Regions from separate parts of the Homo sapiens genome. Here region 1 is linked to region 2. The links are chromatin loops, found by intact Hi-C in ENCODE. Cell type or tissue: heart right ventricle. All regions are shown on one strand. Each heading gives the region's core, and the rest is flanking DNA. Links, peaks and the distances in the headings are about the cores only.

Region 1 (2,924 bases), core at 302-2,801, 170 kb before region 2:
GGATTAGGCAGGTGAGGTGAGGTAACATATGCGAGTAGGGGCATGTGGCGAGGCCCTTTCTTTACAGATGCTGCGGTGTGACACGTGTTATGCTGCAGGGAAACACAGGGCTGTGGCGTTAGGCAGGGTTGCTAGCTCCATCTTGGGGTCTGGGGAGTGGGGGCATCCAGCATGTCTTGCCATGCCCAGAGTTAGGAAATGGGTTGCTTTGTTATTAGTCGCCACAACTTCCCCTGGTCAAGCTCACACCCTATCCCCACCTGGCACACATTGGTTTTCCAGCTCTTGCTTAACTTCTAAAGGGCAGCTCTTTCTCTGACCACCCTGCCACACCCCACCTACCCCACCCACTGCCCCAGTTTGTGGGAAAACTCTATGGAACAGAGAGGGCTTGCAGGTTCCTTCTCTAGATTCGTTGTTATTTTTTCCCATTTAAATTGAAACTGTGCTTATTAAAGAAGATTAGAAAAAAACACACATCAAACAAGAAAGAAAAAAAATTTTTGTCCCATCCTTCTAACAAAACCACACTAAACAGTCTGTTTCTTTCTTTCCCCCAAGCCAGGGTATTGGACTGTGTGTGTATGTGTGTGTGTGTGTGTTGCATAGTTGTAAATCATTACTGTTCCACTCTTTACTGTTGTGTTTTAAAAAATATTTCCATTACAGGTGATCCTTGACTTACAATGGTTCATTTTAGGATTTTTTGAGTTTATGATGATATGAAAGAGATAGGCATTTGGTAGAAATCATACTTTGAATTTTGAATTTTAATCTTTTATCAGGCTAGCAATACAGAGTACGATAATTTTACATGAAATATTCAACACTTTATTATAAAATAGGCTTTGTGTTAGATGATTTTACCCAATGTAGGCAAGTGTAAAGGTTTCAAGCACCTTTAAGGGAGGCTAGGCTAAGCTATGATGATGTTCAGTAGGTTGGCTGTGCTAAATGCAATTTTGACCAAATGATATTTTCAACTTACAGTGGGTTTATCAGGCCACAGCCCCATCCCAAGTCGAGTAGCATCTGAATTACCTAAGCCTTTCCCCTCATTGCTCATTTTCACAAGCATATTTGAATGGCTGCACTAATTTAGCATGCAAATGTGAAGTGAGCACCTGCTATGTTCTGTGGGAGAGAAAACAGGCATAATGGCAGAGCCAACATTTACTGAGTGCAAACTCGGTGCCAGATGTCATTCTAAGTACGTGTATTAAATTGCTTCTTCCTCACAACCACCCTGTGAGGTAGGTGCCATCACTATGCCCTTTTTCCAGATGAGAAAACTGAGGCCCAAGATTGCACAGCTAAGAGGCGGAGCTAGCATTTGAATCCAGCAGGGTCAGCCACAGGGCTGGGTTCTGGCCATGCTGGGCTACCTTGGGCCACCCACAAACAAGTAACCCCAATCCAGAGTGACTGAAGCAGGGATGAGGAATGTACAGGAGCATGTGATAGCCCCAAGACTATCCAGGGACATCAAGGAAGGCTTCCTGGAGGAGAAGGTGACATCTCAGCTGAGAGCTGAAGGACGAGTGGGAGGTGGGAGGTGAGGGCACTGCCAGCAGAGGGAGCAGCCATGCAGGGACCCCAGGTAGACATGGGCACCAAATGTTGCCAAGCTGGCACCACTGACCCTGCTGGTAGAGGTGGTCAGGGAAGATCATGCAGAGGCCATGGTCCCAGGAGCCCTGAGAAACCCTGGGAGGCCCCAAAGCATTTTAAGCTGGGACGAGGCATGACTGGGGAGGCTTTCCCCCTCCAGGCTGGGCAGTACCCCTGTTCTGCCCCCACAGCCGGGCCACTCTCCACTGTAGCCCCCTGCACCCTGGCCAGTTTTTGCCTGTTTATCCTCTCTCTTCCCACCTAAACTGAAGAAATTTCTAGAGGGTGGGAATCCGAACTGATTTGTTCACTTCTGTGGCCTAGATCAGAGCAGGGCAGTTACAATCCCCGGCCTCAGACGACTGAACATCACTCGGTGACTTTGTGTGGAGATGGTGCCAGTGCTGTCTGCCACGGCCTTGAAGGCAGGGCCCCTCCTGTGACCCTCGGCTCCTTGGGGCTCCACGGGATGTGTCTTCAGGTTTGCCAGGACTTTGCTCCAACTTGCCCGTGGTGTCCTGTTTGGTTTAGGAGAGGCCCCAGTAAATACTGAACCCATGTTGTGCCTCTTGGTGCTGTTCTCGAAGGCCAAGAGAAGTGGGTCTGTGTGGGGCCAGCTTCCCGCTTCCTTCTGGTTCCCAAACTCATCTGGAGCCCAACACAATTCAGCTTCCTCCTCCAGCCACATCACCTGCTCCCACAGCTGGAGACGGGAGAGACTTGGGACTGTGGCCCCTCCTGCGCTGGGGCTGAGGGCCTCAGGTTCACTGTTTGCCCCCAGCCCCCTCAGCCAAGCCTGCTATCTTTTCATCTCAGACACTTCAGAGTTCAGGCCAAGAAGCCAAAGTCAATTTTGAAAAAGTCCTTAAAAGGCCAAGACACAAACACCAGCAAGGGTGGGGTGGGCTGAAGGGGTGAAGATGAGGTTGGGGAGGGGTAAACTCTCGGGCCACTTCACCAGATTCAAAAGGACTCAGTGATTTTCCTGTGCCCAAAGGTGCATGCAAGGACCATCACCAAATCACTGCCTGCAGAAGCGAAAGACTGGAGCTGCCCGAGGTGTCCATCAGTGTTCTACGGTTTTTAAAAAGAATGACTGTAGTCGCAGCTACTCAGGAGGTTGAAGTGGGAGGATTGCTTGAACCTGGGAGTTAGAGGCTGCAGTGATCTAAGACTGTGCCACTGCACTCCAGCCTGTGTGACAGACCAAAACCCCGTCTCAAAAAAAAAAAAAAAAAGAAAAAGAAAAAGAAAAAGAAAAAGAAAAAGGGGCCAGATGCAGTGGCTCATGCCAGTAATCCCAGCACTTTGGG
Region 2 (2,924 bases), core at 214-2,713:
CTAGATAATAAGCACTTAAATGCTGAGTGTTTGTCAGTTTTAAAATTAGAGAAAGAGACAAATTGTTTTCTGATCTACTTGCTTAATAAATTATTTTTTGCCAACTAATTTTTAGGTTTACTTGGTAAATTTAAAGGTAGTTTAAAATGTATATTTAAATAACTTTTCTCTATAATTGAAGAAAATAATTTATCTTGAGAGAATTTTACTTTAAACAGTTGCTTTAGAGTCTATCTTGTAAAGTATTCTATTTTCAAATAAAGCCGGGTGCAGTGGCTCATGCCTGTAATCCCAGCACTTTGGGAGGCCGAGGCAGGCAGATTACCTGAGGTCGGGAGTTTGAGACCAGACTGACCAACAAGGAGAAACCCCATCTCTACTAAAAATACAAAATTAGCTGGGTATGGTGGCGCATGCTACCAGCTACTCGGGAGGCTGAGGCAGGAGAATCGCTTGAACCCAGGAGGTGGAAGTTGCGGTGAGCCGAGATGGCACCATTGCACTCTAACCGGGGCCACAAGAGCGAAACTCCGTCTCAAAAAAAAAAAAAAAAAGAAAGAAAAGAAAAGAAAGAATTATATTATTCTGAACAATGATAATTAACATATTTTATTATTGAGTGATAGGTTCACACTATTCATGATATCAAAAGTTTACTTACCAACATCACTAAGTAACCAAGCTGTGTGTAATTAAAAATAAATGCATATCTTTCCTGAAATTATAAGATATGAAGAATCATTTATTTCTCTGGCCCAATTTTTAAAGTTAAGTTTTACAAAAAAAAAATGTATTACTATAATATTTGGTTGACAAATCAAAATTGCATATTTATGGGGTACAGTGTAATGTTTTGATATGTGTATAAAATATGAAATAAGACAAGTTAACTAACACATCTATCACCTCACTTACCAATCATTTTTTGTGGTGAGACATTAAAACTTACTGTTAGTTATTTTGAAACATACATACATTATCATTGACTATAATCACCCTACTGTGCAATAGATCTCAAAACCTCTTTATTTTGTCTGTAAAACTGCATTCTTTTATCAACATCTGCCTCTGGTAAACAATTATTCCACATTCTGCTTTGTTATTAAAACTTTATTAGATTCTACATATAAATGAAATCATGCAGTACTTTTGTTTGTGTGCCTGGCTTATTGTACTTAGCAAAGTATCCTCTAAATGTATCCATATTTTTTCAATTGACAATATTTCCCCCCTTTTTAAGGCTACATGGGATCCATTGTGTATGCTATTATTCTAAATGTATACACCACATTTAGAATAAAATTGTAATTTAAATATATATTCATCTATTGGTTGGAAAACTCATGTAATGGAAAAATATTTGTGTGAAAGAATGTATTAACATAATGCAGCATATAAATATCTAGTTAATAATAGCTAATTTGTACTGAGCAATAACCATAACACTATACATGTGTTAATAAATTTTGTTTTCACAGTGATATGGTCTGGCTGTGTCCACACCCAAATCTCATTGTGAATTGTAGTTCCCATAATCTCTGTGTGTCATGGGAGACACCTGGTGGCAGGTAATTGAATCATGTGGTCAGTTACCCTCATTCTGTTCTCATGATAGTGAGTTCACATAAGATCTGATGGTTTTCTAAGGGGCTTTTCTCCCTTTTGCTCAGCACATTTTCTCTTCTTGTCACCATATGAAAAAGGACATATTTGTTTCCCCTTTCATTATGATTGTAAATCTCCTGAGGCCTTTCCAGCCATGCTGAATTGTGAGTCAAATTAACCTCTTTCCTTTGTAATTTACCTAGCCTTGGGTACATCCCTACAAAAATGTGAGAATGGACTAATAGACACAGTAACTTAATAACAAAGGTATTATTATTCTTAATTTACAAAGAAAAAAAACAGAGCTAGAGAGAGAAATAACCTGCTTACAATAGCAGAGCCAGTATTAAAACACAAGCAACTTTGACTCCGGAGATAATACTCTTGAATACAATAATAAAAACCATTTCAAACAGAAAAGAAGTTACCTTTAACATTCGTTCTTAAAAATTTAACAAAAATTTAAAATGGATACATTTGTATTGTTTTATATATATGTATGTGAATGTATAATATAAATGAGAACTATTTCATGTAAACCAGAAAATGTTAATAATTATTTTAATGAATAAAATTGAAAAGCAGTTCAATTAATTATTATTTGCAGATGATATCTTTGTTTACTTAGAAAGACAACAAAAGCAACTGAAAGGCGATTTTAGAAATCTATTCAGGTGGGTAGGCAAAATTCTCAGATGACCCTCAGGTTCCCACTTCCGTGCACACCTGCTGTGTAATCCTTTTCTCTTGAGTGTGAGAAAATGTGTGACTGTGGTGGGACATTATTCATGTAATTACGTTACTAATGTGTTGGCTTATTGTTTATCGTAAGAGAGATTATCTTTATTAGCCTTAATCAGAGGTGCTTTTAAGAGAAAGAGCATATCATAGAAAAACACCCCTGCTTCCCTGAAATTAATCAAACTTCTTGATAAGAGATGTCATAAGCTGTTTATCCTGGCCACATGGCAAGGGATATATTTATATATTGTCTCTATTTCTGCCTTCAACATGTTGCTTTCAGTAGAGAGAATAGGAGGATCTCATGGCAGAGAAAAAAGAAGGAATCTCATTTATGCAAGAAATAATCACCCCTCATCTGGGACAGCTTACGAAAAACAGAGACCAGAACATGACCACATCGATGGGAAACAAAGGCAACTTGGTTGCAAGGGCTCACTGGCATTATGAAGCAATGTCTACACAGCCGAAATAAATGATCAGCCTCTGGGATACCAGTAGTCTACCAACAAGGCTGTATTCATTCTCATTCTGATTAAATTAGCATTTCTGCACCATTCAGGTAACTCAGTTTTACA

The links. Hi-C counts contacts between places; a loop is a spot of excess contacts. Peaks named below come from ENCODE experiments on the same cell type or tissue, not always from the same donor. Only the 100,000 strongest peaks of a DNase experiment are listed, where the experiment ranks them.
Region 1: a loop joins it to region 2, with 7 times the contacts of the local background. A loop is called at or near these places in 24 of 110 quality-filtered maps.

What each region holds. Positions count from the first base shown.
Region 1 is chr7:57,310,966-57,313,889 of GRCh38, forward strand. No RefSeq gene overlaps it. Among named protein-coding and RNA genes, the nearest start is that of MIR3147HG, 92 kb to the right of the region's middle. In heart right ventricle, for the core only: no CTCF peak of the experiment used is centred there; no DNase peak of the experiment used is centred there.
Region 2 is chr7:57,478,954-57,481,877 of GRCh38, forward strand. No RefSeq gene overlaps it. Among named protein-coding and RNA genes, the nearest start is that of ZNF716, 30 kb to the left of the region's middle. In heart right ventricle, for the core only: a CTCF peak has its summit at 1,538 (motif pointing left); no DNase peak of the experiment used is centred there.